Regions from separate parts of the Homo sapiens genome. Here region 2 is linked to region 1. Evidence: chromatin loops called from intact Hi-C (ENCODE). Cell type or tissue: heart left ventricle. All regions are shown on one strand. Each heading gives the region's core, and the rest is flanking DNA. Links, peaks and the distances in the headings are about the cores only.

Region 1 (15,211 bases), core at 3,797-8,796:
GTTACCTTACCTTTCCAAACCCCCTAGTATCTGAGTTTTGTACTCTTGAGAACTGAAGAGTTTGGTTGAAACAGGCAGTATTTTGTCATGCAGACAAGAAAACGGAGGCACAAGGGTTAGGTGCTTTGCCCAGAATGATGCCGTTACGGCAAAGCTTTGGTTGAGACCCCGTCTCCTGCCTCTCCCTGCAGGGCACTTTTCCCCTCTGCCATGTGCTGGAGAAGGGACTGACCCAGCCCCCTCTGAGTCTCAGTGGGTGGGAATCTGTGAGTTCCGGTTCACTCCATTTGTACCTCATAGCTCCCACTATGCATCAACTGCATAAACTGCTGCAGTCCCTGGCACAGGGGTAACATTGCTGACTGGTCCTGGCAGGGCAAGGCACTAAGATGACAACCAGAGGTGCTCATCACTGAGGCTGTATCCAGCCCCCTCCTGTTCCTCTTGGCTCTCGGGTCCCTGCTTTTGCAGGCCTGTTGGCTGGAGTTTGGGCGGTCTGTGGTCGTGCAACAGAGTGACACTGAACTGCTTCCTTCGCCAGAGGTTAGAACTGGGTCCTTTGGCTCAGTAACGCGGTCTCTAACCACTGGAATTTATCAGCCACAAGTTTCTAGGAAATGCAAATTAAGGCTGCAGAAGAAATTCAAGAGGATTTTGATGAAGAGAAACACTAGAATGAGCTTCCTCTGAAGACTTCTGAAGAAAGGGTCCTTGGGGGATTGGAAATGGAGCAAGAGTTAGGAGGCCAGCTTTTCTCTGCCCAGGCAGGCATGGGAAAGGTGACTTAACCTGCACAGAAGTGGTTTTAAAGGAGGCATGGATTGTGCCACTGCAGGGTATAATCTATAGGGTAGAGCAGGTGGCTGGTGGTTCCTCAGTTCTTATTCTCAGGATACCCCTTTAAATTCAGAAATCACATGATTTGGCTATTCAGGTCCCCGTTCACCCATCCAATGGCCCCCTACCTAGAGGCCTGCGAACTAAACTTCCAGGTCTTCAGTGTGACCTGGGTTATCTATACACACTGGATCAGCCCATTCAAGTAATTCAGACTAGGGTGAGAATGACAGGAAATATTTTACAATTTAAATGAAATGCTAGGAAGCCCAGAGACATCTCTACTTGGTGGAATACAAGGCAGATCTTGAACTTAGGATTTCTTTTTTCTTTTCTTTTTTTCTTTTTAAGATGGAGTCGCACTCTGTTGCCCAGGCTGGAGTGCAGTGGTGCGATCTCAGCTCACTGCAAACTCTGTCTCCCAGGTTCAAGTGATTCTCCTGCTTCAGTCTCCTGAGTAGCTAGGATTATAGCTACCATGCCTGGCTAACTTTTGTATTTTTAGTAGAGACAGGGTTTCACCATGTTGGCCAGGCTGGTCTCCAACTCCTGACCTCAAGTGATCCGCCTGCCTCGGCCTCCCAAAGTGCAGGATTTTTATACCATAAGCTATCCTTCTGTATCTTACCTGCCCCCACACCCTCGGTCAGGCTAGAAAACTAGCAGTCAGCAACTTGCCATTTCTCTTTTGGAAATCTGTCAGCTCTTTGCATGTTGGACTATTCTTTCAATCCACTGAAAATGCTGTGTGCTTTTACTGGAACCTAGGCAGATGAAAACAGCTCTGGAGTAACAGGGTTTCTAGCTGGAGGCCCTTTCTCTTCAGGAAGTCACACAAAGCCTGTGTCTCCTTCCTTCTGCAGGCTCTGATGAGGAGTACATTTATATGAACAAAGTGACCATCAACAAGCAACAGAATGCAGAGTCTCAAGGCAAAGGTATGAGGCTGGGATCACTGACGCTGGTATGATGGCCACTCCTGGGATGGGGGAAGGTCCAAGCTGGTTCTGTCCCACCTCTCTTTCCTCCCAGCCGGCACACAGACCCGCCTGGCGGAGTTATTTTTGGAAGCCACATTTTTGTTGGTCGTATTTTGGGTTGATGTATTTCAGGATGTTTCAACAGGCCACCCCTTCCTTGCCCATTGGATAAGGAATCTGGCTCTAAAACTTTTTGGCTGTTCCCAGCATCATCCCAGGAACAGGAAGTCATAATTCAGATGTTCGAAGAAAGCAGCTGTGTGTGGTGCTGATCCCACGGTTCTGCCTTTATGTCTTTTGATAGAAGTCTGTTTTGAGGAAGAGGAGAGAGAAGTAAATGGTGGTGTCAGCAACTGCCTTAATAGTCAAAGATGATGTTCAAAGGTGCTGACTTTGGCGGAACGTTTAGTCTCCCATGGGAAGGACATATGTTTTCTTCCATGGTGCCTCACTCTTCTGCTCTGTTCTGCTCTCTGCTTTTCCCTTAAAACCTCCAGGGAGGGGCCTGGCAAGACCCCGGGGAGGCCCAGAGGTATGCAGAGCTGCCTAGTTGCAGAAGACGCAGGCTAAGAAGCTCCAATTCCTAACTTCCAAGCCTGTGACTTAACCACAAAGGCTTAGAGAGGGGTGGGAACACAGCATGGCAAAGCACTCAGTCCTGTTGAAGGCTTGTCTTTGAGACATCAGCCACCAAATCCCCGATATCGGGCCTGCCTGAGCCTGTCTGTCCCAGGGCTGGCTGAAATGGACAGGCTCAGAAGTGTCTTCGGCACCTTTCCTTCCAAGTGCACCGAGGGTTGGTGGCCTCACTTCCCCAGTGTGGCTCCTTCACTTCCTGCCCCTCACCAAGCCTGGGACATGGCAGAGCTCATCCAGATGAGGTTGGCCACTCTGGCGGGGGTCACTTGCCTTCTGGGTAAACTGTGGGAGGAAAGAGCCATAATCACAGGGTCCATGCTGAGAGTGGCTCAATATAGTGGCCACCAGGCAGCTTCTCTGCTGGCCAAAGCTCTGTGGCTAGACCATTTTTTTTGACATGGGATGGGTAGGGGAGCAGGTACAGAGGCTGCCAGAAACCCCAGGCACATGTCTGGGGCACTCCTGCACCCTATTACTGCAGGGAGGAAAAACAACTTCGGTTCCAGGGACCGCCTGCCTGGGTAATTAACACCTGCTCAAAAAGAACTCACAGGGTGCATGTGACCGGGCATTCCTGAGGAAGGAGACCCTGTGTAAGGCTGGTCACCCCTCACCGAAGCCTTTTCCTTTTGCTGCCCGCAGCGCCTGAGGAGCAGGGCCTGCTACCCAATGGGGAGCCCAGCCAGCACTCCTCGGCCCCTCAGAAGAGCCTTCCAGACCTCCCGCCACCCAAGATGGTAAGCATCAGTTCAGGACCCCTGATTTCCCTGACGTGAGCCCCTTGAACTTCCAGTTGTCTCCACAGGTGTCAGCTCACTAAGTGTCTGGCATTTTCTGAGCAGCTACTGTGTTCAGGGACTGGGACAAGGCACGTGTAGGGACAGAGCAAAAGTAAACCTGCCTACAGGTGATTTGCTTGGGGCCACAGTACTCCGGATGCTGAGGGTGATGGGTCTGGGGACATTTGATTGAGTGCCACCTGACGCTACTCAGGCTCTTTATCCAGCACCATGTGAACAGGGCCATGAACAGCTGTGGTCACCAGCCTAGACCACAGTGACCTTTAAAAAATTTGCACTAGCCAGGTGCAGTGGTGCATACCTGTATTCCCAGCTACTCAGGAGGCTGAGGCAGGAGGCTTGCTTGAGGCTAGGAATTTGATGCTGTAGTGTACTGTGATCACACTTGTGAATAGCCACTACAGGCCAACCTGAGCAACATAGCAAGACCCCATCTCTAACATATAAAATAAGTGAATAAATAAATAATTTAATTCCCCTACATTGTTCTGGAGTTTAAAGGAAAAGTAAAAATTCATAAAACATATCACACTGTACTACCTGCTTGAACCTTACCAGTAGTTCTTATTAAACATAGAAAAAAAAAAATCCCGTTCCTTAGCATGGCCTCAGGGCCTATGATCTGGCTCAGCTGCATGTCCTGCCTCCTCATCCAGGGTCTTCACTGGCCTCCTTTCTGCCCCTGGATTCTGTCACTGTGGTCAGGCCTGCTTTAGAGACTTTGTACCTCCTGGGCCTCTACCAATTTCTCATCTCTCCAGAGTTCTTGAGAGAGACTCCTGCTGACCTGGCTAAGTAAGGCATCCCTCCCCCATCTGCACCTGGGTTGCTATCTACCCACCACCCAGTTACCCACTCCATGGCACCTGCTACTGGAAGTCTTGTTTACTGTCTCCTCTCCTGATGTCAGCTCCTGAGGACAAGGACCTTGTCTCTCGTTTACTATTTTGTGTCCAGTATCTGCAGACATGGACAGATGTAGGCCATACCTAAATATCCATTAATGTGGATGGAGTTGTAAAATCATATGGATGTGGGTTCAAATCCCAGTTCTGCATGCCACTAGCTCTTTGAACTTGAGCAAGTTAAAGTCTCTAATCCTCTATTTCCTGGTTTATATGGAAGAAATGCTCACATCTGTCTCGTCAGATGGGCTTATTTAATGGGCTAAGGATGGCAGCCCCCCCACCACTGTGTGTGGCATACTGTGCTAGTATTCAGTGAGGTAAGTGGTAGTGTTTATATTTTAAGGGTGAGGAAACCTAATGTCACACAGCCTGTAAGTGACAGAGTCAGCATTTGAACCCAGGTTCTTTCCTCTGTAGGGCATGGCTGGGGAGGGATCCTGGGGCAGGACTGGGGTCTCAGCTTAGGAGGGTTTATGTGGGTAGCCAGGGGGTCTTGGGTCAGCGCCAGCAGGAAGCTAAGCTCCTGCCAACTGACCGTCACCTGATCTGTGGGCTCATGTTTCCGTGGAGGGGGTCCCAGCCCCAGAATGGCTCTGGACTGGCCCCTTCATTCGTGCCTTCCTGGGGGGAAGGGGCCACAGCTGAGGATCTGACTCTACCATGTGGGGTGGGTGGGCAGTTCTGGAGAACCTGGGACAGTGTCCCATTGCATGCCGTCCCTTGAGCTGGGTGACAGCTGGTGGAGACTCCTCATCTCAGGCTGAGTGAGGCTTGATGTCGGGACTGAACCTGAGTCCCTGGTGTCCCTGTGATGCTGACAATGCCAGCGACTGCTACACCCTGAGCCTCAACCCCATACCATGCACACACACCATCCGCCCACCACCCATCGAGGGATGGGTATTTTTGTCACTGTTTTTCATATGAGGAAACAGACTCAGAGTTAAAAACCACTGGCCACGGTCCCACAGTTGGGAAGTACTAGGCCAGGATTTAAATGCAGGTTTTTGTTGTTGTTGTTCCCAATTCCTCCCCCAGCCTGGGCCTCCCTGACATTTGCTTCTCTCTGTAACAGAGCAAAGGCTTAAGCTATGCTCCCTCCAGTGCCAGGCTCCCCTCACTTTCAGCCCTGATACCTGGGGGAAGAGCACAGCCCCTCTGCTGTCCCATCCATTGGCTGATGGCTTTAACCAGAGGTTTTCTGGTATGGCCCAGGCATTGCTTGCTGGGTGGTGGGAGTGGAAAGGTGGCTGTTCTGAGCCACGGCTGGAACTTTTCTATCCTAAATCCAGCGTCTGATTCTGACCAAGGTATCTTGGGCTTTGCTAGTGGAAGTGCCATCTTCTGCCCCACCAGGGGCAGCTGCTGGTGGGTCCCCACCTGGTGGGTAGGGGCAGAGTTTCATGAGCACCGCGTACTGTGTGAGTGTTCTAGAAATTGTGTTTTACAAGCACAGCATGGACTGAGGGGCCCAGGGTCTGGGACCTGGCTACAGCTGTAAGTTAATTGGGCCACGGAGAGTCCCTGCGGGCCCTGGGATTCCAATGCTGGCTTCTGTTCCTCAGCCAGTGCCCTGTGCCTCAGACACTGAGTGTGGGGAGGGGAGCGTGGCCCCCTCTGAAGTAGACTTCCTGGATTGTCGTCTGTGACTAGGGCTTGTGTCCCTGTTTGAAAGGAACTGGTGCGGCAGTTGGGGAAAATATCAGCACCCAGGAATGGCACGATCCCAAGGAGGCCTTTCAGCCAAGTGGTAACTGCCTGTGGACAGCTTCCAGGCCCCAGGGAGACTTCTAGCAAAGCCAGCTGACTTGACAGGAAAAGGCAGCTCCCTCCCACTTTGTGGACTTTCTCTGCTGTGAAGGACCAGAGACGGGTGTGGACTGCGAGTCCCCTGGCTAGGTCCCACCTGGTCTTGTGCAAGGCACCCACCTCTACCCCAGGGTGTTCCAGATGTGGTGTGGGGATGTAGGTGGTGTTCACCGGGCACTCTCCCTGTCCTTGCCCACACACATGAGCACATGTCCTCACTCCCTCAGGCCTCCTCTCTTGTTGAATCAGGCTGAAGCAGCCATCACTCTTAGTCCAAGGCCCCCAGAGGAGCAGCGTCAGGGTGGAGTCATGTCTGTGGCTCTGAAGGAGGAGGAGAACCAGAGCAGGGAGAGGCCATGGCCGCTGGAACCCCATGGCCATGCTAGCCAGACCATCAACCGTGGCCAACAAACATCTGTTTCTCTCGCAAGGACCACAGCACCTGGCTGTGTAGACAGCAGCCTGGAGAGGCCACAGCTGCCTGAGTCACTGTCCAGCTCAGGCTGGAACCCTGAGCCTGGAGTGCCCTGTGGCGTCTCTTCCTCAGACAGAAAACCCGCCCTTCCTCCCTTGATCCCAGAACTTCAGGGAGGTTTGTCCACCTGAGGGCTGGGCCCTGCACAGCTGCCTGGCCCTGGGCTCACCGGCACCTGCAGCAGCACCTGCAGCAGCACGTGGACATCCACCTGGGGTCCTCAGGGCCTATGGCTGGGCCAGGATCATGCCTCGGTCACAGGCTCGGGATGCTTATCGGCCACGAGCCCAGATGTCCTCACTCCAACCCCTACAGACTCAGTAGAGAGCAGGTCTGTCCAGCAATAGAAGGGGCAGCCAGGGGTTTGGAGCAACCTCGTGGGTGTGGACAGTGACTCAGGCAGCTGTGGCCTCTCCAGGCTGCTGTCTGCACAGCCAGGTGCCGTGGTCCTTGCAGGAGAAACAGATGTTTGTTGGCCATGGTTGATGGTCTGGCTAGCATGGCCATCTCCACCCCATCGTCCCTCTGAGGCCTGGCCATGCGCTGGCCTGCTCTTACATGAGCTTCTCTGTGGGGGAAACCACTTAATCCCTAAAAGGACATTGCCGTGGCTAGCCTCGGAGGCTGGGCCTGGCCTGTCCACTCACCCCCACCTGGGAGCCTTCTGCAGCATACTCTGGGGCAGGATGGTTAGAGCTGTGAGGATGCCTCGGGTCCTCTGAGCCACCCCTCATCAGCTCTTGTGTCTAGTCTAAGCCAGGTGTTGGCAAACTGTAGCTCACTGGCCAAATCTGATCTGTAACATCCTTTAGTAAATAGTGTTTTATTAGAACACAGCCAGCCTTATTTAGTTGTATTAGTCTGTGGACTTCTGAGCTACAGCAAGCAATAGAGTTGAATAGCTGAGATAAGACAGAGGTCCCGAGTGGCCACAAGTCCCTAAAATATTTACTTTTTGGCCCTTTCCTGAAAAGATTTGCGGCCCTCTGGACCTCTGGTCTGGTCAATCCTGCCAAGCCTGACTCGCTCACGCAGTCCCTTCCTCCAAACAGTCAAAGTTTTTCAGGTTTTGATGTTAAATCTCTTCTGGATCTTCATTTAATATTCACAGTCTTCCTGTAATCCCAGCACTTTGAGAGGCTGAGGCAGGCAGATCACCTGAGGTCAGGAGTTTGAGACCAGCCTGGCCAACATGGCGAAAACCACGTCTCTATTAAAAATACAAAAATTAGCCAAGCGTGGTGGTACGCAGCTACTCGGGAGGCTGAGGCAGGAGAATCACTTGAACCTGGGAGCTGAAAGTTGCAGTGAACTGAGATCACACCACTATACTCCAGCCTGGGCAACACAGTGAGACTCTGCCTAAAAAAAAAATATATATATATATATATATATATATAAATATATATAAAATTCACGGTCTTCACCATCATAATGATAATAATCAAAATAATAGTCCTTTCTCCTTAACCCTGTGAGATGAGGATCTGTCTCCTTGAAGCTCTGATAATAGGTCACTGTGTCTGTTTAATCATGTGACTCATCATTTAACCCAGCATTCTTGAGAGCTGGGACTCCACCCTATGGTCTCCTCTGTACCCACCCCCAGAGTACACTAGTTTATCCTCCACCAAACACATATACGCAAAACTTTTCTCCCTTTCTTATTTTTACATTTTATTTTTTAGATTAGTAAAAACTAATATGTATTGAATATTGAATAGTGATAGGCACACTTCAATCCTTACAGCAACCCCATGTGACAGATATTTCTATTCTCCCCTTCTTATGCCAAGTCCAGAGAGGTCAAGTGAATTGGTCGGAGTCACATAGCAAGGATGTCCCAGTGTCAGAATTCAAGCCTGGTTCTGGAGATCGGACTCCACTCCTGCCCTGCACTGTCTCTGCATAGTGAGCCATTTTCAGATTTTGCAGTGTCAACCTACAGGCAAAAAACGGAGACAAAATAAATATAAGTAGAGAGTTTATTCTGACCAAAATTTCAGGGCTGCAGCCCAAGAGCACAGATTCAAGTTACCCTGAATCCATGTTCCTATTGGCAGCAGTTACAAGTGGGTTTTCAAAGGAAAAAGAAGAGGCAGTTTTTAAGTTGTTTACCAATATTTTATATTAAAATACTGTAAGCTATCGATCAGCTAAACATTGTTCTTTGTATCATAAATTACAGGAACCTGAAGACAATGGATGAGGCAGCTAGTGAGGAGTAAAATGCCTTTAAACAGTTGCCCCCAGGAATGGGGAGGGGAGAAAACGGTGCCTGAAGCCCCATACTCCTGGGCTTGATACATTTTGCACACCTCGCGTAGCTCAAACTTCTCTGAGCTATTTTTCTTCTCAACAGAAGCTTAGGAGACACTCACAAAACACTGCCTGGCTCCACCCTAGACAGGACAGGAGGCCCCCAGGGACAGACCCTGTGGTGATGATGACCCATGGGGAGCTCCTGCAGAAGGGTTCACTCCTCCCTTTGTCCTGTTCGACTCTAGAGAATCCTGACCTTGGGCCAGATCTCGGGTGCCCAGAGCTTTTCTCCAGATGGGACCCACCTGACGGGAACGGAGTTTCTTGGAGGCTGGAGCTGGAGGCCCAGCCAGATCAGGCTGATGAGCCCTGGGACCCACTGGGGAGACCTTACTGCCACAGAGGCGAGAGGACCCTTTCCCTGTGGACCCTAGGGAGCCTGTTGTTAGTGGACCACAGGCAAGTCTGTCACTGTCTCAGCCTTTTCTCAGGCTGCTGGCTGACCAGGGGGACCAGGAAAGGCTGAGAGAGCAAAGATCTTGTACCAGGCTGGGGCTGGCAAAGAGGGAGGACCATACACTAGAAGTTACCAATGGCACGCTCATTGTCTGCTAGGGCCTGGCTGCCAGGCAGGAGCCTGGGCAGAGGTGTGCAACCTGGCTCCCTTCAGCAGTGCGTCTGTCAGCCCAGTACAGTGTCGGGTTTGCTTATGAAGTGACCAAATTCTTTGATTCCTTTCTTTGTAGGGGGTGCCACATGCCAGAGGAGGGCTGAAGGCTGTTCTGAGCCTGCCCTGTGCCTCATATCAGCTCTGTTGGTACAGGACCAGATCTGGTGCTGGACCCAGGCTGTGGCCTGGCCTCAGCCAACCCTCTGCGATGCCCCGACAGGGTCGATCCTCTTCGTCTCAGCTTTCAGGACAACACATTAACTGCCTGTCACATTAACTGCCCTCACTGCGCAACCTGCAGACCCTGGGACTGTGGAGGGGCCCCAGACAGTGATAACAATGGCCTCCTTGTATTTAATATGGGCCAGGCCCTGTGGAAACACTATCACGTTTTGTCTCATTGAATTTTCAAAACAACCCTAGTATTATTATTTTATAAAGAAGGAAAGCAAGGCTCAGAGAGGCTGTCACATACCCAAGGTTAAATCTATGAGGTCCTGAAGCCCGGATTGAAATCAAGTTACATGAACTCCAGGGTCTATATAAACAGACTGTAGAGTCCAAACCACACAGGACTGGGCTCTGGGGACCCTGGTATCCTCACCCTGGGGAAGCTGGAAGGGATACTCTTGCAGCCCAGGCTGAGGACTGTCCCACAGGGGCTAAGCACAGGCTGCCTGTCCTCCCACTGTCTCCTGGGCCAGGAGTAGGGGAGCTACCTCCATCCTGGGTCCCCCAAATCCATTTTTCATGGCAGGAGTTTCTGGATTCCTAGCATTACCCTCTCCCCCAAAGCACAGGGGTCCACCTGAGCTCAGGGCACTGCAGCGTCCTTCCATTGGCTGCTGCTTCCATCATCTCCCCCTACAACCTCCCCCACCTCACAGCCTGCCTGTGCTTTCACGTGGAGCCTCCTTGAAGGCCCAGGCCTTCCCTCTCACGCGGAGGGCGCAGCACAAGGACTTCTCAAAATCAAGAGTGGGAGGGAATACATTTCGAGCTCTGCCACTTCTGTTGTGAACTCATTATGCATATTCCCATGGAGTTTCATGATTCAGAAAGACACCACGGGCATGGTGGCTTGCGCCTGTAATCCCAACAATTTGGGAGGCCAAGGCGGGCAGTCAGTTGAGGTCAGGAGTTTGAGACCAGCCTGGCCAACATGATGAAACCCCATCTCTGCTAAAAATACAAAAATTAGCCGGGGGGGGGGGGGGGGTGGTGCACCCCTGTAATCCCAACTACTCGGGAAACTGTAGCAAGAGAATTGCTTGAACCTGGGAGGAAGAGGTTGCAGTGAGCCGAGATTGCACCATTGCACTCCAGCCTGGGTGACAGAATGAGACTCTGTCAGAAAAACAAAACAAAAGACACTGGAGACCCATGTTCAAGGGTGCTTACACATTCACGACCTGTCTGTCATAATAGTAATGCAACAAATTACCTCTTTTTCTCCCCCATGGTTGTTTATAAAGGTAGCTTATTGAAGCATAGCTTCATAGTCTAGTGCCTACTATGCAGGTGGAATAAGGGAGGAACACAATGATTTCACGTTCTGTGCTTCTGACACAGTTGCAGGTGTTTTTTATTCTCAAATTGCACACGTTCAACCTCATCCCACATAAGCTCAGGGTCATCTTTGAGGCTCGGCGCAAAGATCACATACCCTGGGCATCCTTCCTTTGTCCTAAATATTCCTCACACCCTCCTGTGGTTCTCACAGAACTTTGACCTTGTCCATTATAGCACTACTATATCACAATGCACTTGACCAGGAGCTGTTAAAAATCTACCAGCTACTCAAGCTTTTCTTAGGACTGACTCCTGAAATTTCGATGTGTCCCTCTCAGCTAGTACATGGAAGTCATCCAATATTTGCTGAATGAGTGATTGAACTATATTATGGTAAAAGTGTAGGATTTAGAAACCTGGTCCTCTTTCTCCCTGTGCTATTGATTAGCACTTGTCTTTTTAGAAAATATATTCTATTTAAAAGCCACAATAGCTATCCCAACAGCCGGGCACTCTCTGGACTGCTAAGTGCATGATATATCATGTACATAATGATATTTTGTGTGTGTGGTAGGGGGCTTGAGCCTCATTTTGCAGGGGAGAAAGCTGAGTCTTGGCAAGGTTAAACAACGTGCCCACAGCCCTTCCGTGGCTACAGACCAAACACTATGGACTGTGACTGATGGGATTCATGATACTGCATGTTCTCCCTCCCAACTTGCTTAAAGTTTAAAGTCCAGCTGGGCATTTTTGTCTTCTAGACTTCCACCCGAAGAGTTATTTCCAAGTTGCTCCCAGTGTACCATATCTGCAAACGTTTGTCTTATTTGTTCATACCACAGATTCCAGAACGGAAACAGCTTGCCATCCCAAAGACGGAGTCTCCAGAGGGCTACTATGAAGAGGCTGAGCCATATGACACATCCCTCAATGGTACATCCCAGCGGCTGGGGCTTGGGAGGGTGACTTACTGCTTCCTGCACAGATGTTGGTGCAGACTTACCTGGGGGTAACAGATACACTCATCCTGGGCTGGGTGACAGAGGGTAGTCTGGGCTGCTGTGACAGGAAAGCATGGTCCAAATTGAGAACTGGCCACAGAGCATTCAGCCTTTAGTGTGAATGGGGAGCCAAGACCCACAGCAGACCTAGCTGTCCTGCAAGGAGGAATGAGGGATGGTACACAACAAATAGATTGACTGCATCTGATGTTTTCTGTGGTTCCTGCCTGCAAGTTGTGAGATTTCAGCACAAAGGTGACAGAAGAGAGGAGTGTTGGCCAACAGGCCCAAGGCCCTGGTCAGCAATGGAAGTGGCGGTCAGGCTGAGTCTGAGCTCAGTTTCCATGTTCTTTCACTGGACTCATAGTTATGGTGCTCCCGCTGTGTCAGGGACAGGAGCCCAGTCATCCCAGCACTGACATTCCGTGAGAGAAAACAGACAACAAATAAACAGCATGTGTCGGTGGTGATAAGTGAGAGGATGGAAAACAGAACAGGAGCTGGGCTTCTGCAGGACAGGGGAGTTACTTTAGATAGGGAAGGCTTCTCTGATAGCATGACTTAAACAGATTCCTGAATGAAGTGGAGAGTGAGTCAGGCAGATACATTCAGGAAGAACTTTCCAGACAGAGAACATGGTATCTGCAAAAGCGTCAAGGCAGGAGAGCTCTGGGTGTGTCTGAGGAACAACAAGGAGGCCAGCATGGCAGGAGCAGGGGAGAATGAAAGGAGGTGGGGACGCAGATGGGGCTGCCAGCCACAGGAATGACTTTGGCCTAGTTCTGAATGAGGAAAGACTGCAAACCTCCAGAGGGTTACTTAGGGACTGACCTAACTTAGTGTATTACTCTGTGCTCATGCTGCTAATAAAGACACGCCCGAGACTAGGTAACTGATAAAGGAAAGAGGTTTAATGGACTCACAGTTCCACATGGTTGGAGAGGCCTCACAATCATGGTGGAAGACGAAGAGCAAAGACGTCTTACATGGCAGTAGCAAGAGAGAGCGTGTACAGGGAAACTCCCCTTTATAAAACCGTCAGATCTCGTGAGACTTATTCACTATCACGAGAACAGCATGGGAAAGACTCACCCCCATGATTCAATTACCTCCCACCAGGTCCCTCCCATGACACGTGAGAATTATGGGAGCTACAATTCAAGACGAGATTTGGGTGGAGACACAGCCAAACTATATCACTTAGGTATTGAAAAGATCGCCCTGGACACTGTGTGAGCGGCTCTGTAGGCAGGGCTCATGCTAACACCCTCTGTCCTTGGCTGATGGCTCTCAGCCTGAGGAAGTTGGATCAAAAGTGCTCTTGGTGTGGGGATTTGATCACACAGGAAGGCTTTGAGATTCAGAAAGAAGTGGTTGTGACCCTCGTCTCTGTGGCAGCTGGACTGTGGTCCTCCCCTTCTGTCCTCCTTCTCTTTCCTTCCTTTGTAGGTGAAAGGGCTTTCAAAGCATAAATCAATCAGCAGATATAAAAGGCTAGGGCCCCTGGGGCTGGGAATGAACTAGGCTGAGGAAGGTGTTGTTGGTTCCATAAAGAGCAGGACCAGGAATGAGATGGAACCAACCTAAGTGCCATCAACCAATGAGGGGGATAAAGAAAATGTGGTACATACACACCACAGAATACTACTCAGCCAGAAAAAGGTATAAAATAATGTTTTTTGCAGAAACTTGGATGGAGCTAGAGGCCATTATTCTAAGTGAAGTAACTCAGGATGAAAAACCAAATATCTTATGTTCTCACTTATAAGTGGGAGCTAAGCAATGAAGACCCAAAGGCATGAGTGATATAATGGACTTTGGGGACTAGCGGGGGAAGATTGGGAGTGGGGGTGAGGGATAAAAGACTACATATTCGGTACAGTGTACACCACTCGAATGACAGTGCACTATCTCAGAAATCATCATTAAAGAATGCATCCACCTGAACCCCAAAAACTATTGAAATAAAAATAAAAAGAACAGGACCAGGGATGAGATGGGACCGGTGACTGGGAGCGGGATGGGATTCCCCTGCCCTTCCTTCACACTTACCTGCCACCTCCTGCTGGGAACTCTGTGGGAAGTGAGCGCCTGTTTAGGCTGAGTCTATTCTAAGACGCTGGCTTTGTGGGCAGCCAGCACTTAGCATTGACCCACTGAGCATGCGAGGTGGTGCCAGCTCACCAGTCGGGCTGTGATTTCAGACCAAAGGCGAGGGTGCGGTGCTGCTGTCTGGATGCGCGTTGAAGGTGGAAACAGTGACTCACCGCAGTGAGCACTTCCCTGCTCCCAGGTGTGGCCGGGCCAGCAGGGGCCTGCCTGCCAGACGCACCAGGGGGCCGGTTTGTGGGTCAGACACTCCATCTCGACACAAACAAGTGGTCAGAAAGGCCAGCGCTTCTTGGTTTTGTCTCTCAACTGTGAGTTCATATTGGTCGTAGCCGGGACTAGGGGTCATCCCAAGGACAGCTTGAACTCACTGTGTGGAGTGGGTCAGGAAAGCTCCAAGATGGAGGAAAACCAGCTGCGAGGTGGGAGGGAACATAGCCCTGCCTGTCCTGCCAAGGAGAGGCCTGGGGATGACTTGGGGAGAAGCAGTCATGGTCAGCACAGAGGGAGGCCTTCACCTGCCTTACAAGCTGGCCTGACCTCAGGTCCTGCCTGGTCAAACAGTGTGACATGCAGGTTGTGACTGGAGGAATAGGCGTGGGGCCCCAGCCCCTTGCTATAGTTGGCGGCCATAGCGATTTGCTGACTTCTTGCAAAAGGCCAGTTGCTTGGATTCTTGACCTGCTCTATCAGCCCTATCCCCACACCGCTCCCCTGGGTCATGTCCCTCTCTCTGAGCACATGTGTAATAAGTGCCCTGCTGGCCTGTGCTAGGGATATCGGGGTCTGCCCTGCTTGCCAGAGATACCAGGTTCTTCACTGATGGTGTCTCACCCTGGGGTACTGCTAGCAGCTGTAACAAATAACCCAGCAGCTCCTGTTTATAGTAACACAATGCAAACCTGTTTCTCACTCGGGTATTTCAGTGTGGGGCATTACTCATCCTCATGTAGATTAGGTGCCCGGGCTCCTTCCATGTTTGTCTCGGCCACCCTCGAGGGACGCAAAATCCTCTGCAAAGAGAGAGCAGAGAACCCCTATCTGCTTCTTAACAGCACCAGCCGGAAGTCACGCACATCACTTCTGCCCACAGTCCCTTGGTGACAAGTAGTCACATGGTCATCTCTGGATGTGAAGGGGTCTGGATCTAGGAAATGATGTCCTTGGCTTAGCAGTGGCCTCACCCAACAGCCTACACCTCTGATGGGC
Region 2 (15,211 bases), core at 6,299-11,298, 70 kb before region 1:
CTCATGCCTCAGCCTCCCAGGTAGCTGGGATTACAGGTGTGCACCACCATGCCCGGCTAATTTTTGTATTTTTAGTAGAGACTGGGTTTCACCACGTTGGCCAGGCTGTCCCGAACTCCTGACCTCAGGTGATCTGCCCGCCTCGGCCTCCCAAAGTGCTGGGAAATACAGGCATGAGCCACCACGCCTGGCCTAAATATTTTATTTCATTTAACACAATACATTCCAGTTTTACCTTAAATATATTTTTAAAAATATTTAATTTTCTGATTATTCTTCTTTTTCTTTTTAAACTTTTATTTTAGATTCAGGGCAAATGTGCAAATTGTTATATAGGTAAATTGTGTGTCATAGGGGTTTGGTGTGGAGATTATTTAATCACACAGGTAGTAAGCATAGTGCTCAATAGGTAATTTTTCAATCCCTACTCTCCTCTCACCCTCCACCCTCAAGTAGGCTGTGGTGTCTGTTGTTCCCTTTTGTGTGTCCATGTGTACTCAGTATTTAGATCCCACTTAAAAGTGAGAACATGTGGTATTTGGTTATCCGTTCTTGCATTAGTTTGCTTATGAAAATGACCCCCAGCTCCATTCTTCCTTGCTGCAAAGGACATGGTCTTGTTCTTTTTTATGGCTGCATAGTATTCCATGGTATATATGCACCATATTTTGTTTATCCAGTCTACTGTTGATGACCATTTAGGTTGATTCCATATCTCTGCTATTATGAGTAGTGCTGCAATAAACATACATGTGCATATGTCTTTATGGTAGAACCATTTATATTCCTTTGGGTATATATCCAATAATGGGATTTCTGGGTTGAATGGTAGTTCTGTTTTAAGTTCTTTAAGAAATCACCAAACTACTTTTCACAATAGTTGAACTAATTTACATTTCCACCAGCAGTGTATAAGCATTCCATTTTCTCTGCAACCTCACCAGCATCTGTTATTTTTTGACTTTTTAATAATAGCCATTCTGACGGTATGGTATCTCATTGCAGTTTTGATTTGCATTTCTGTAATGATCAGTGTGAAGCCCACGAGTTTGAGGCTGCAGTGAACCAAGATTGTGCCACTGCACTCCAACCTAGGCAACAAACCAAGACCTTGTCTCTAAAAAAATAAAAATTAAAATACACATTTGGAAGCAGACAGATCCGAGTTTAACGCCTGCTCCGCTCTTTTCTAGCTGTGTGACTTTGAGCAAATTGCTTAACCTCTTTTCTTTTTTTTGAGACGTAGTCTCACACTGTCACCCAGGCTGGAGTGCAGTGCGCAATCTCAGCTCACTGCAACCTCCATCTCCCAAGTTCAAACGATTCTCCTGCCTCAGCCTCCCAAGTAGCTGAGTTTACAGGCCCCTGCCACCAAGCCCAGCTATTTTTTTTTTTTTTTAGTAGAGATGGAGTTTCACCATGTTGGCCAGGCTCGTCTCGAACTCCTGACTTCGTGATCCGCCCGCCTCAGCCTCCCAAAGTGCTGAGATTACAGGCGTGAGCCACCGCGCCCAGCCGTAGCTTCTTCACCTCTATGAAAGAGATCATAATAATACCCATGTCACAGGGATATCGGGGAAACTAAAGGCAGTGATGTACAGCCCTTAGCGCCGTGCCTGGCTTGTGGGGAGGGCTCCATCCACATTAGGTGCTAGTATAACTAAGAAAAATATTTCTACATGCTGTTGGGAGGGGTTGGGGGAGGTCTCCAAACATCACAACTAAATCTGCGATTCCAAGGAAGAATTAAGAAGTCTTTTAGAAAACCACCACTGCCAAATCTTCCTTAATTGTTCCTTCAAGGAAGCTGGGGAACTTAGGTAACCAACCAGGCACCCAGCACAAACCGTGACTGAGATTTTAAAGTGAAAACTGAAAAAGTTTAAAAGAACACATAGATCTCTGGGGGGAGCACGGAGAAGACTAGGTCGCATTAAGGGCCTGGAAGGACCGGTGGCAAAAGGCAAAGGATGGAAGTGTGGCACTTCTGGATGGAGGCAGTGCAGGGTGGAGATTCAGAGCCATGGCCGAGCTTCCTTATGGAACCGGCGCCACCCCTCCAAGGCGGTCAGGTTTACTGGGCGCCCCGGAAACGGCACTCCCTGACTTGTGGCGTTGGCCCTGGAAATTCAGGTAGAAAGCAGCAAGCAGATGTTTTCACACACCCTGAAGTGTGCGCGATTGGCAGCGGCTGCCCAGAGAGGTTCCAAGAGAGTGGGAGCAATCCCCAAAGAACCCGGAGCAGGTTTGGTTGCCCGCCCCGCTGCCCTCCTCGCCCCTCCAGGAAGGCCTAGGGCAAAAGCGCGCTGGCTCGGGAGCCAAGCGCGAGGAGCTCTAAGCCAGTCTCAACCTCCTAGCTTGGACCTCGGTCTCCTCCTCCAGGCATTGGGTTTGCAGCGGGCAGGGGTGTGGGAACAATCTTGGAGGCCCACCCAAGCCCGGCCTCCCGGAGCCTCCCCCAGAGTTTGGGAACGTCCCAGTCTCGTTCCCTCTCGACGCCCCCGGAGTCAAGACGTGAAGGGAGTGCCAAGGCGGCCGGGGGCGGCGAGCGGGGCCGCGGGCGCGCACCGACTCAAGAGCCGACTGTCAGCCTCGGCGGGCCGGAGTTCTCCGGCGCTGGGACAGGGGCGCTGGGACAGGGGCGCTGGGGGCGAGCCCTGGCGGGGGCCAGGTCCGAGGACCCTGGGCGCGGCGGCCCCGCCAGGAGGTCCGGCCGCGAGCGTGACCTCACGGGGAGGGGCCAGCGCGGCGGCCTGGGCGCTGAGCCGAGCGCCGGGAGAGCAGCGCAGAAGCCGAGCCGCGAGGAGCGCACTCCGTGGCCCCGATGGAGCGGTACAAAGGTGAGGGCGCGGGTTCCTCGCGCGGCGCACACCCACTCCCTTTCGCCCAGCGACGCGGAGGGCAGGGCTAGGACTCGTCTTGCCAGGACTCGGGATAAGCAGAGCCCACTGCCCCCACCCAGCCCGGACCTGGGCCTAAGAGGGGGCGACAGCGGCGCCGCGGACTGGGCGGGTGGGCTCCTAGGTGGCTGCTGCGGCCCGAGCCCTTTGATCCTCCCGGGCGCGGAAGGAGGGGGTCGTCAGTGGGGGGCGTGGCGGGGCTTCTCACCTGTTGCAGGAGAGAGGGTGAGCCCGGCACCCCACTCCACCCTCAGTCCCGCCGCACAGGAAAGATGCCTGGGGCCGAGGAAGCCCCGAAGAAGGTGGGAACCGTGCTGAGCTGCTGGGGGCAAAGGGTCGGGCTGTTGAGTCCTTTCTCCCGGGCGCCCGCCGGGCTAGGGGCTTCCTGCTCCCGGCAAAGCGCTTGGGCAGTGGAGTGGGCGCGCAGACCCTCCCCGGGCTAGGTGGGGCCTCCCCAAACGTCCTGCCGTTCGGGTCATCGTTTCTCTCCAAGCCCTTCTTTGCTCCCCCACACCAAGAAAGGAGGGATGCGAGGGTCGGGGGCCGAATGGAGTGCCCGGCAGGTGGAGCTCCTGGAGGCGTCCGGACCCGAGGGCTTAGCTCAGTGCGCAGCTGGGCGAGCTTTGGGTTTGGCGGGGGCCAGGATCTCCGCCAAACCCCGGTGGGCGGGCCGTCCCGGGTGCGCCGGACGCCCAGCTTAGCACCCACACTCGGAGCCTCGGAGCTGGTCTACAAGTCTCGATTGCGGTTCTTTTGAAAAGGGAGTACAGGGAGTTGCCCCTTAAGAGGAACCCTGCGGGCGCTCCCCCCTCCCCCATCCTCCTGCAGACCCCTTCCCTTTGGAAAAGCCTCTTGCCTTCTCTTTTGCTGGACCGGTCTCCGCCAAACCTGCGGGAGGAAATGCTGCTTCTATATTTGTTTTCCCCTGGGAGAGAGTAATAAAAAGAGAACGCTCAGATTCCCAGGAATCTCACTCCCGGAGGGCTCTGATCCCTGAAACTGACATAAAGGGACCTGTTGGGACCGGCTTCCCTAAAGTAGTCTTGTCTTTCACTTTCCCATTGCTTTTTCTCATCTGGGTAGCCTGGTTACTGGTGAAGGCAAAAGATCCAAGTCCCAGACAGAGCTTCATATATTCAGGAAGGGTCTTTGCCGACAGCAGGGAGCCGGCGTGGGGGACAGGGTTAAAGGAGTTGGCCACCTTTGATTTCTTTCTGTGAACCCTCCCTGGAGCTTCTCTCGCATTTCTAACCCGGTGGTTTTCTTCTTCTCAAATTCTACTGGGATCACGTCAGTTTTGTGCTTGAATGACTGAATGCGCGCTTATGCTGTCTCAGACACTTGAGGAAGCCACAGTCCTGCTCCTTGTAACATGGCCGTTTGCACTCCCTCCCCTACTGGGGCCCCTCCGCCCTTCGGGAGGGACCCTCTCTGGGAATTCAGGCCTTGAGTTGAGCCTGACAGGAAGTGTTGGCCTCTGGGGTGCCTTCCAGCTCCCTGACTTGCAAAGCTGGGGTGTGTGTATGGGGGTGGGGGTGGTGTTAGTTGTAGGTTGCAAGCTACTTTCTCAAATCAGCATATTAATCTCTCTAAATCAGGGCAAATCACATTTGGGGTCTTTCAAAATGTCCCGTTATTCTCAGAAGGCTTTTGTATTAATAACTTTTGACTTGGCCCTTGACCTGATAAAAGTCTTCTTAGTTATCTTTCTCTCTCAGGAGCTTAAAATCCTCCCACCCTCGAAGAGGATCAGTTTTTGCCAACTGAAGGGAACTTCGTTTCCAGGTCAGGGTGCTTATGTTTTTGGTAACACATGTATCTGCCTGATCATTTTGCAGTAAACCAGACACAGAGTGATAAGTGGGTAAACCTGAGAATTATCTAGGTTTCAGAGGCTAATCCAACTCAAATTCCAGTGTTTGACTCATGAGAAAAATCTTTATTTTGTCTCGCTGGTGTCATGCTGCTAATAGGTTTACTACACCTTTCACTGAGGAATTTGGGGATCCCCTAGCCCCAGGATATAGAATTCCCCATTCTCCTGAGAGGCAGATAAGTTGTGCTTTGAACACCCTTTAAATGGAAAAGTTCCTCTATGCAAAATGCAAAATGAAGCCCATCTCTGATTAACCAGTGTGACTGACTAGAATCGGTAGTCTCTTCTTGCTTTTCAGAGACTGGGGCCATCTTCTTAAAGTTGAGATTGAATAGTTATTGGAATAACTAGGAATAGTGGTTTAAACAACAAAGTTAAACGGAAAAAGCAGGTTTATTTAGTTGGGCTCCTGGAGCCTAAGTAAAAACTGTAAAGAAAAATTCTTATTGTGTGTGACACTTTTTAAATGTGTTATTTAAATGCCTCTTCATTCTGTTTCTGTACTTCCAATTTTGAGCTCTCCCTCTCTCAGGTAGGTGGAAATGCCTCATGGCTGTCTTCAGAGTCTCAAAATGTTTTCTCTAATTTGCAAATCTTATAAAGCAGTTCATGTAGGAGAAATTGTCTTTCCATGTTCCTTAGCCTGCTTGTTATATATATTGTACATCCTCCAAAAATAGCCTATCATTTTTGGGCTCTGAGTGGATTTTCCATTGTCTTGTAGGATGTAAAGTGAGGTCTGGAGATGATGGGTGGTTGGAATATCACCCATGTGACATGCCTGTTGCAGAGACACTTCCAGACTTTCTTCCCAGTCCCTTCCAAGATTTCTGCTAGATAGCCATGACTCACCCAAGCAAAAATAAGGGATCGGGGAGTATGTGGGAGTCCCTTCCTAGAGAGATGGCACTTTTATGAGAGTTGCCATAAATAGCGATGGTAAAATGGCTATGTCTTGTATGTGAATCTCTTTGGCGTTGTATAAGCAGTAAGGCTCTCGCAAATGTCAGGATGTGGGGCCAAATCCTACAGGGTGCTTTGAGAAGGTTCCCATCCTTATGTGTTTACATATTTATGACTCTCATAAGAGCATCCTTTTATCGCTGTGCATGAGCCCATTGGCTGAACTCACCCAGTGTGGTCACGCATTCTGGTTCTGACTGCTCTCCCAGCTGGTGAGTGGGTCTGGGCCAAATGTGACTGACCTACTATCTGTGGATTGTGCTTGGAACATCCATGCCGAAGCTTCCTGAAATTGCATCATACTTGGATACAGATGGGCCTGGTTGAGATATTCAGCTTCAATTTAGATCACAGTAATTGGTTGAAAGTGTTATTATTCTTTTTCTGCGGTTCTTTTGTTTCTGAATTTGATCATCCAGTCCCCCCGCTTAGCTCTAGGGCATTGGAGGCAGATATGAACTGCAAAGAGTCAATCCAGTAAAATACTACTTCAAAGTTTATATGGGAATCCTGAGATCTGTGGTCAGGGAAGGTCTGGAAAAGAAAAGCAAATTAAAAGAGATGGGCATGCTACCTTCAGGAATCATCTGTATTTGTTATTTTTCAATGCCTACGAACTCAGGTTTTTTTGTGTTGAAGTTCTATCTAAGGCAGTAGTTCTAAACCTTTGCTGTGCATGGAATCATCTGTGGAGCTTTCAAAAATATGGATGTAAAGGCCCCACCCAAGACATTCTGATTTAATTGGTCTAGGGTACAGCTTGGGCATTGTATTTTTTAAAGGTCTTCAGGTGATTCCAATATGCAGCCAAAGTTGGGAACCAAATTTCCTCCAAAAAACATGAAATGTCAAAAGAGCAAAAAAGATCAGTAATTTTATATACACTTTCCTCACCTGGAAAAGTAAAAGCAAGTGTGGGGTGAAAGGGATGCCCCCCCGATACTCACACGATGTGCCTTAACCAAATCTTGTAATACCTGCAGAAATCTACTGTAATCACCTTCAGCTATTAGAGGCTTTAAAAGGCTATGGGAACGTTGCTTAAAAACGATCTCAAATGTGGTGCTTAAAATCCTAAGCTCAGGGTTTGCTCCTTGTACTTGACCCTGAGCTCCCTGACTTTGAAGTTGCGTGGGAGCCCTGGATGATGTGGCAATGAAATGGTCTGAAACAGAAATACTGAGAGGTCACTTTTGGTGCTGAAAGGCCAAGCAGAGTGGGGGAATTCTGCTTTGGGCCCTTCCTCTCTTCTGAAGGGGTAGGAGCCCTGCGAGCTGGGCTGCTTCCAGCACAATTAAAGGGCCAGGAAAGGCCAAGGAGCTTCAAAGCTGAGGAAGCTGTGCCAGTTTTCTTCCAATTCCCTTTCATAACGGGAAATGTTTCTTTAAAGGCTTCTGTCATTCAGAGAAGGGAGACTTTCCTCAAGCCAAGGGAGGATGGCTTTTTCTGTCCAGAGCCCTGGCTGAGACATGAAGGCAGTCATGGTGCAATGAAGAAAGTAGTGGCTCAGGAACCTGGAGACCCACAGGCTTCATTTCCTTGGGCAAACTGCTGAGCTCTCCAGGCCTCAGTTTCCCCATCTGGAAAACAACCTCCAGTGTTCGCAGTGTTCCTCTATCTGACTTTCCAATGGTTCTTCGATGCTAGTTGTTCTGTGGTCACTGAGGAATCTTTGGAGAGAGGATGTGTCTTGGGGAGGAGAGGGAAATGAGGGAGGGAATGTGGGTGGGTAGCCCAGCAAAGGTCAGTTTAGGATTGTGATTCTTATAAATAAAACCAATTTCCTGTTGAGAGCTGGAGAGTAGCAGACTTAGTGGGAAAGAGAATGCCGTAGGCCATGTGAGGAATTCATTTCTCAAGGACTTTTGTGTGACCGTGTCTCCAAAGATTGTTCATCGAGCCCAGAGCCACCCTCTGCAACACGGACCATTATTCACTCCCATTTGAGAGACAGGCCAACTGAGGCCTACAGAGATTAAGCAACAGTCCAGACAGTCAGAAATAGGATATAATATCCCTGAGAACTGAGTCTCTAAAAGGGTAGAATTCCTTTTCAAGGATTTATTTAGGAAAGAAGTGCTCAAAGCAATTTCAAATTCATTCCTTATCGGTGTCCCTTCAGCCAGGGAGGGACTACCTGCTCAGTTAAACTCTCCTCAATCTTCAGGACCTAGCCCACATGTCTCTTCATCCAGGAAGCCTCCCCTGACTCCCACTGTGTACCCTCATTACTCTTGGGATAGCCTCATTAATGCCTAGCACATCGCAGGTGGGCAACAAATATTTGTGGAATTAGTGTCACATTTGTCTAATAATTGTACATGTCTATGTTTGTTTCCCTGCCAGGCTGAACTCCTTCAAGACAGGGACTTTGTCTTTCCTTATGTCCCTCTCCAGCCCCTGGCACACTGCCAGCTGCATAGTGGGTATCTGGGACATGATTGGGGAGTGGGGAAATGAACAAATTCCAGGCAAAGAGATCACATATTCTCCCGTGCTCTAGCTCTGGAGAACAGACCTGGTTCACAAAAAGAAATGAAGCAAAATCTCAAAGGCAGATTCCAGAAATGGAGATGAAAGCCCACAGTGGCCACCCTTGGCTTTCCCGACTTGAGCCTTATTTCTGTCTATTCCAGCACAGGGGTGTTGCTGTCTGGTGGTACAGAGAAGGATCCGGCAGGTTTCTGCGTGTGAGTATGAGCCTGTCTGTGCCCTCTGCAGCAGCTCACCTGGCCTCCAGGGCTCCCGAGGGTGCAGACCTGGCTCTGCCCATGCTCTGGGTGGATGGTTGAGGGAGATCAAGGAGCTGGGCACCGGCCTGGGCACTCAGGGGCTCGGGATTCTAATCTGGCTTTTGCCACTAACTCGCTATGCGACCTTGGGCAAGTCAATTAATCTTTCTCAGCCTTGTTTCCTCATCTGTATGAGTGAGAATAATGATTACTAATCTACCTTGCAGGCCACTTGGTGGAATAACTTGTAAGAGCTATTGGTAAAGACTTTGAGAAAGAGAATGTTAAATTAACGCAGGGGAGCAGATACCCTGAAACCTCTGGCATGTGGTTCTGATCCCACCAGTTCCTGCCTTTTCACAGTTCACTGGGCTCTGCCCACTGTGTGCTTTTCAATGCTGTTGGGAGATATAAGTTGGGGCTTCTCAGCCTCTAGGCATCCTAGCTTCTCAGAGATAGCATCTGTGTATTCTTCATGTCAGTGGAGAAAGAGATAGGTGACGAACTGCTCATTTGTTATGTGTAGAGCTACATCCTAGCCCTGCCTGACTTTTCTCTGATGTCTCATTAAGTCCACATAGGAGAGACCCTTAAATTCAAATAGTAGCTTTGAGCCCTTTCCTAATTTTCTATCACTCGACTCTCATATTCTCCCCAGTTAGTTTCAAAAAACAAACTAACCACAAACTGCATTGAGCGGGGAGAAGGGAGAATGTGTAGAAAAACAGGAGGAGCCTGCCTCCCCCTGGACGCGTTGCATTGGACTGATGCAAAAACACAGTGAGGCCAGGGAACACGGATCTCACATCTCTCAGGGGAGTCTGGTATTAGGGAGGAGTGGGGAGAGGCACCCATGCCAGTAGAAATCCTGTTCTGCTGTTTTCTAAGCAGGCCCCTGAGTTCTCTTCTCACTTCCTGGAGCTCCTCCCAGGACTTCAAAGGCAGATACAGTCCTGGTGGACTGTGGTGAGCTTGTACGGAAGCTCAGCCCCAGCACACTGCAAATCAGCCTTCTGCTGGAGATTAAAGCAAGAGAGGCTAGCCAGCTGTTAGCTCAGAGACAGCAACCACTGTGTACCAGGAAGAATCCAAGCTGGGTGAATGTACAGTCCTACCCTTGGAGGTAGCTTTCCCAAATTGAATGACCAGCCTTCCGGGCTTGCTTGGGACTTTCCTGGTTTTACCACTGAAAGTCTGGTGTCCCAGGAATCCCCTTAGTCCTGGGCAAACTGAGATGGTGAGTTGCCCTATTACCGGACCTAAGCTTTAGTAAAAGTTTCTGAATCAAGAGTTTGATTTCTCCATAGCAAACATGAGCTGGAACCAATTATTTTGTCTCTTTGACAAGAAAGTGAAAGTCCAAGGCTTAAAAACTGGCAGATCGTAACTTACCACTAGTGATACACACCAGTATGCTAAGTGAAAGAAGCATACTGCTATTCAAGATTCAAAAGCTTGCACACTGAATGATTCTATTTATATGACTTTCTGGAAAAGGCAAAACTATAGGGAAACAGATCAGTAGTTGCCAGGACTGGGACTGGGGGAAGGCGTGAGCCACAAAGGGCGTGAGGGAAATTTTTGGAATGATAGAGATGTTCAGTATCTTCATTTTGGTAGTGGTTACACAGCCATACATACTTGTCACAATTCAGAACTGTGTAGTTAAAAGGGCTTTTTTTTTTTCTGTGTGTAAATTAACCTCAATAAAGCTGACTTTTAAAAACACTCTAGCAGTTGTGATGCTGTGGTATAAGATGAAGGTTCAAGGTCAAGGTTGGGTATCATGGGTTGTAATTAGCAACTGAGTCTTGGTGTGGGTGTGTCTGCAATGGTTCTGGAGGTGTATGCAGCAGAAAAGGGTGAGAAATTTGGTACAAAACAAAAAGGCCAAGGGCTCATGCCTGATGACATCCTAAATGCCAGAGACTTTTTCATTAGGCACAATCAGTGTGATAGTGGAAGCTCTCCCTCTGTTTAGAGAAAAGGCAAAAGCAGCTCCCCTAAAGGCCAGGCAGCCAACAAGCCCAGGAGGACCATGGAATATAAGAGCATTAGACTCAGGTTCCCACCCTGGGAACTCTGCTGCTACCCACACATGGATCTAATGTACTGGCTTTGGCAGCCTGTCTGCAAGTCTTTTTTTTCTACCAATAAAGTTATTGTATTAGAATTGAGTAATCAAGTCTGCAGGATAATTATTTCCTGGTTGACTTTTTGTTTTTGGCAGTCCTGCTTGTCTATGCTAGCTAGGATTGATTTTGAGGGGAAGAACCCATGATTTATCGAAATAACACACCCAGTCGCATTTGATGTAAAGAATCAGTCCTCTTATTTCTAGACAAGGAGAAGCCTTCTGATGCAAGGGCAGAATTACCAGTCGTCACTGCACCAGGCCAGCGGACAGGATGTGGAAGTCCCCAAGAAGGAAGAAGTATCACTCTGGGTGATCTGAATGGACTCTTAAGATCTTGGTGTTTTCCTTTTTATTTATTTATTTGTTTTTTAATCAAAGCCCATGTTGAATTTGCCTGTTCTTCAGGTGAATTTTGTCTGGCTCTGTACCCTGGGAAGCTGGGTCTGTGTCTGCATCTCTATTAAGCACAGCCTGTTGGAAGGCTGTGGAACTTCCATCCGTGAGGACTACATGGGCTGAGGTCATGTTCAACCATGAATTATACAGGAGAATTTCCCACATGCAACTTTTTAAAATCACAAACACATCCAAGCCACTAGTCACCCACAAAGGCAGGTCTCTTCCACCTGTTCCAGGGTTTTCTGGAAGAATTACAGACTCATAGCCAGTGCAATCCTTAGTTCTAATTGTCTTAGTTTTGTTGGGGGAAAGCATTGATGTTAGAGAGGCAGGCAGTGTTTTTGTGCATATTTGAAGTGAAATTTCCCTGATGCAGGGTCAGGCCTGGCTTGTGGCTGGTCTACCTAAGAAGGGTCGGGTTTGGGGCAGCCCCAAGGCCCGCGTCTGGTTTGAGTGCAAGGGAGAAGCTGGGAGCTTATGAGTGGGGGATTCCAGATGTTTCCTTCCCTGGGCTGCACACCTCTGCCACAATCTCCCCTGGGCTGCCTGGGCACACTGGCATCTGTTTGGGTTTAGGGGACTGTCTTAGCCTTCTTGTTAGCCCAACAAGTGGGAATCCTGCCATTTCCTTCCATCCTCCACCCCCCGTTTTTTTCTCCCCCAGTTTTTATACAACAGGATTTATTCATGTTCACTGTATTCAAGTCCCCAGATGGGGGGAGAAAAAAAAGATTGTTGAATGAGCTTATTGTTTGGAGGTTTCACTGACTTCTTTTATTTAATACCCACAGTCCTAGAACATATTGAACTGATTTACTAAAATTCAAATGTGGTCCTTTTGGAAGGAACTCTTCTAGGGTGCTTCGTGTCCCCGGTATCAGAGCTGGGACCTACTGGGTGGCAAGTTTGCTTGGGCCATCTTCATGGTCTTGGGTCTCCTTGGAGGCAAATATTCTGTTACTATCCTAGACTCCTTATCAGCTCACAATGGTCAACACCCTACCGCCCTTTGCATTGTCAGGACTTTTGCGGCACCCAATTCTAGCACATTCTTTGAATAAAGATGAACACCAACATTAGGTACTACAGTTAACAGAAGCCCTCTGTGGCTTCTGCTTGGCAGTTTCCTGCACACTTAGGGAGAATAAAGGATGGTGAAGTGGCACCTACTGCTTGACTGCCTAGTGCAGGGCAGCTGGTCCTTGACTGACATGGCAGAGTTGGATCACATGTCTTTGGCATGTTTTAGAGATGGGGTCCCTACCGTTGATGTTACCGGAATTGTGGCTGAGGATCGTGGCGTGCATGGTGGTCAAGCACGGTTTCTGTATGGCTGTGACACAGTTGTGCTGTGACGGTTCCAGATGTCTGGAGCCCCTGGAAATCTCCTGAGAGAGCAGGGGCAGGTACTTGAGCTGGGTGAGACTCATGTCTCCCAGGAGTCGGTGGAAGCTTGTCTCTGGTTCAAGTCGGTAATATCCCAGATGTTCTGAAAGTAGCCTGGGGCAAAGCAGGAAGGGTGGATCTCAAAACCACACACACAAGTGTGAGTTGTGGGTGCTTCAGGACGCCTCTTGGACGCACAGGCTCACGCTGGCTCCTGCACCTGCATCTCTTGCTTCCTCCCTCCCTCTCTCCCTCCCTCTCTTCTTCCCCTCTCTTCTTTTGTTCCCCTCTTGACTTTCTCCCACTTTTTCACTCTGTTTCTTTCTACCACTTCCATTCAGGTCTCCAGGTCTCCTGGATCTTGAGTCCAAAGAAGGGATTCCCACTGAGAACCTGAGGCCAGAAAGACACAGAGGATAGAGTCAGACCCTCCCAACTCTCTCCTGGTCCCCAGGCCTCTGGTGGTCTCAGGCTCTCATTTCAAATAGCCGTGGCTTGAATTTCAGGCTTCTCCCAGGAGGGGCTGGTGACCTCAGAGTCAGGGTGGGGAAACTGGGGCTTATTCTCAGTATCTTACTCCCTCCTAGAAGTGCAGGCCTCAATGGAATTTGTTCACTGTGGCCCCTGCTGCTTCCTCAAGCCCTAAAGGGTGTCACTTCTCATGGCCTGCTGCAAGAAATGACATCTTCCACAATCCTCAGGTCCAGAGCTATTTGCTAACCCTGGGGCTTTGCCGGTCGTCCCCCCGGCACAGTGCAGGTTAGTGTCACGGTGATTAGGGTCCCAGGAAAGGGCACACGTACTCTCTTTCTGTGGGTCCTTAAACAGTGCTGTGACTCGCTGACCACCAAGGGGTAGAATCAAAATTCCTGCACTGTGAGGGGCTCCTCCCACCGCCATCCCAAGTCTCCTGGAACTGAGTATCAGAGGAGGGACTGGTGTCCTCCCAGGGGGAGCATGAGAATGTGTCCATTGTTTGGATAAAAGTTCCAAGCATGAAGGCTCAACGTTGACTAAAATAATTTTTTCCCATTGACCTCCTTGCTTCTCAGCGGGCAAGCGCCCATCTCCCGCCCTTCTGAGGCTGCTTTGGTGTATGTAATTGTAAACAGCTCTGGCTGGCAGCAAATCTCCAAGAGTTACGGGATCCAGGTGTCGCTCCCAACTCACCACGCACTGGTTCCCTTGAGAGTGGAAAGGCTGTTTTGTTCTCGGAGGGAGAATTCAGGCTGTTGCTTTTGAGATCAGATCCTTACAAAGCCTGACTCACTCTCCCATTCCACCCCCAACTTCCCTCCCTGTCCCCAGCCTCCAGGTCTCTACTCACGATGAAAGAGGCTTCGGGGATTCTACTTCATGAATGAAGCCCTTAGCATGTGGATTTTTGCTTTTCTGACCCGGAGGTAAGAGTGTGGATCACTGAGTGCTCTCAGGTATGCAGGGAGCCACGAGCATGTTTATTGTTGAGCGTAAGAGCAAACCAGCAGCCCACATTCCCTGTGTGAGAACAGGGGCTCACCAATCAGGGCGAGAGTGTGGGCTCAGGTCAGTGTCAGCCTCGTTTCTTGGCTACATTCTCACCCCTGGTGCAGGTCATGGCAGTATGGGAGTGAAAGCCTCTTGTGCTAAGCAGGAAGCCCCAGGAGAGTGTTGGTGGCTTTGGGGCACTTAGTTACCTCCCTTTGCCTAGCAATAGAGTTGGGAATCATCTCAGAGCAAAAGTGATCCAAGGATTGTGTTGGAAAATGCCTTTGGTAGGTTCAGAGGATACGGGGTGCTCCTATCTTGGGGGCCTTCCTGCTTCCTCCTCTCCTTGCAGCCCTAAGCGTTTACTTTCCGGGTATCAGGTATGATAGGGGCACATGCGTGTTGGGGGAAAGGAGATGTGGGATGACAATCAGCCCCTTTTTTCTTAAAATTTCTTAAAGCTATTTACCTAATGTCCTCAAGTGTAAGACTTGTCCTACAAGATTTATTTTCCTGCCAAGGGAAGGTTGAGGCAGCTTGGAAGAGAGAAAGTGAGAGTGCAAAGGACCTTGTTCTATTGGAGTGGAGAGACTTCAGTTCCTCGCAGGCCTCCTCTATGCTTTCAGGCTTGGCTGCCATGTGTCTGTGCGTATAGATTTCTTCTCTGTTTGGAAAAAATAACAAAGGTGGTCACATAGCTTGCAGCAAATATTCTCCCCAAATGGCTTTTAAAAAAATTACCATTATGAGTGTGAAAATGGTTTAGATTTAGGAGGAAACAGCTGGCTGGCAGCGTTCCTGGTGAGTTCCTGGATAAGATTCTGTGGTGTCACTAATGACTTTATTCGGTATATTTCTGACACAAGCACCCTTGAGAGTTGGGGAATTTTGTGGCTGAGAACTGAGGTGAAGGAGGGAAAGTCCTAATTTAATTCAGGACAATCCAGACCTGTCCAATGGATATCTCTTATCCACCTTGATAGTTTAACTTGGATGCACACAAACCCTTTTTCTTTCTTTTTCCCTTTCTTTCAACAGGGTCTTGCTCTGTCACCCAGGCTGGAGTTCAGTGGCACTGTCATGGCTGACTGCAGTCTCAAATTCCTGAGCTCAAGCCATCCTCTGACTCAGTCTCCTGAGCAGCTGGGACTACAGGTGCACACTACCACACCTGAATAATTTATTTTTCATTTTTTTGTAGAGGCGGGGTCTTGCTATGTTGACCAGGCTGGTCTTGAACTCCTGGCTTCAAGCAATCCTCCTGCCTCAGCCTCCCAAAGTGCTGGGATTACAAATGTAAGCCCCTGTGCTCTTCTTTCTAGGATTCTGTCTATGGGTTTCTCTGAGACTT

What was found. A loop is a pair of places that touch in the nucleus more often than their neighbours do. Peaks named below come from ENCODE experiments on the same cell type or tissue, not always from the same donor. Only the 100,000 strongest peaks of a DNase experiment are listed, where the experiment ranks them.
Region 2: a loop joins it to region 1, with 2.6 times the contacts of the local background. A loop is called at or near these places in 16 of 110 quality-filtered maps.

What each region holds. Positions count from the first base shown.
Region 1 is chr10:114,319,785-114,334,995 of GRCh38, reverse strand. AFAP1L2 (actin filament associated protein 1 like 2) reads left to right here. Exons shown (of 19, transcript NM_001001936.3): 3 at 1,701-1,775; 4 at 3,099-3,193; 5 at 11,735-11,825. LOC105378494 (a long non-coding RNA gene) reads right to left here and starts at 13,990. Exons shown (of 3, transcript XR_946334.3): 1 at 13,946-13,990; 2 at 11,896-12,049; 3 at 8,105-8,390. RefSeq lists enhancers at 5,911-6,556, 13,663-14,364, 13,775-14,974. In heart left ventricle, for the core only: no CTCF peak of the experiment used is centred there; DNase peaks (open chromatin) are centred at 5,925 and 6,836; H3K27ac peaks cover 751 bases.
Region 2 is chr10:114,392,069-114,407,279 of GRCh38, reverse strand. AFAP1L2 (actin filament associated protein 1 like 2) reads left to right here and starts at 2,778. Exons shown (of 19, transcript NM_001001936.3): 1 at 2,778-2,840. The coding sequence starts at 2,825. RefSeq lists an enhancer at 2,243-2,743 and silencers at 2,697-2,776, 3,574-3,623. In heart left ventricle, for the core only: CTCF peaks have their summits at 9,098 and 9,305; no DNase peak of the experiment used is centred there; H3K4me3 peaks cover 662 bases; H3K27ac peaks cover 414 bases.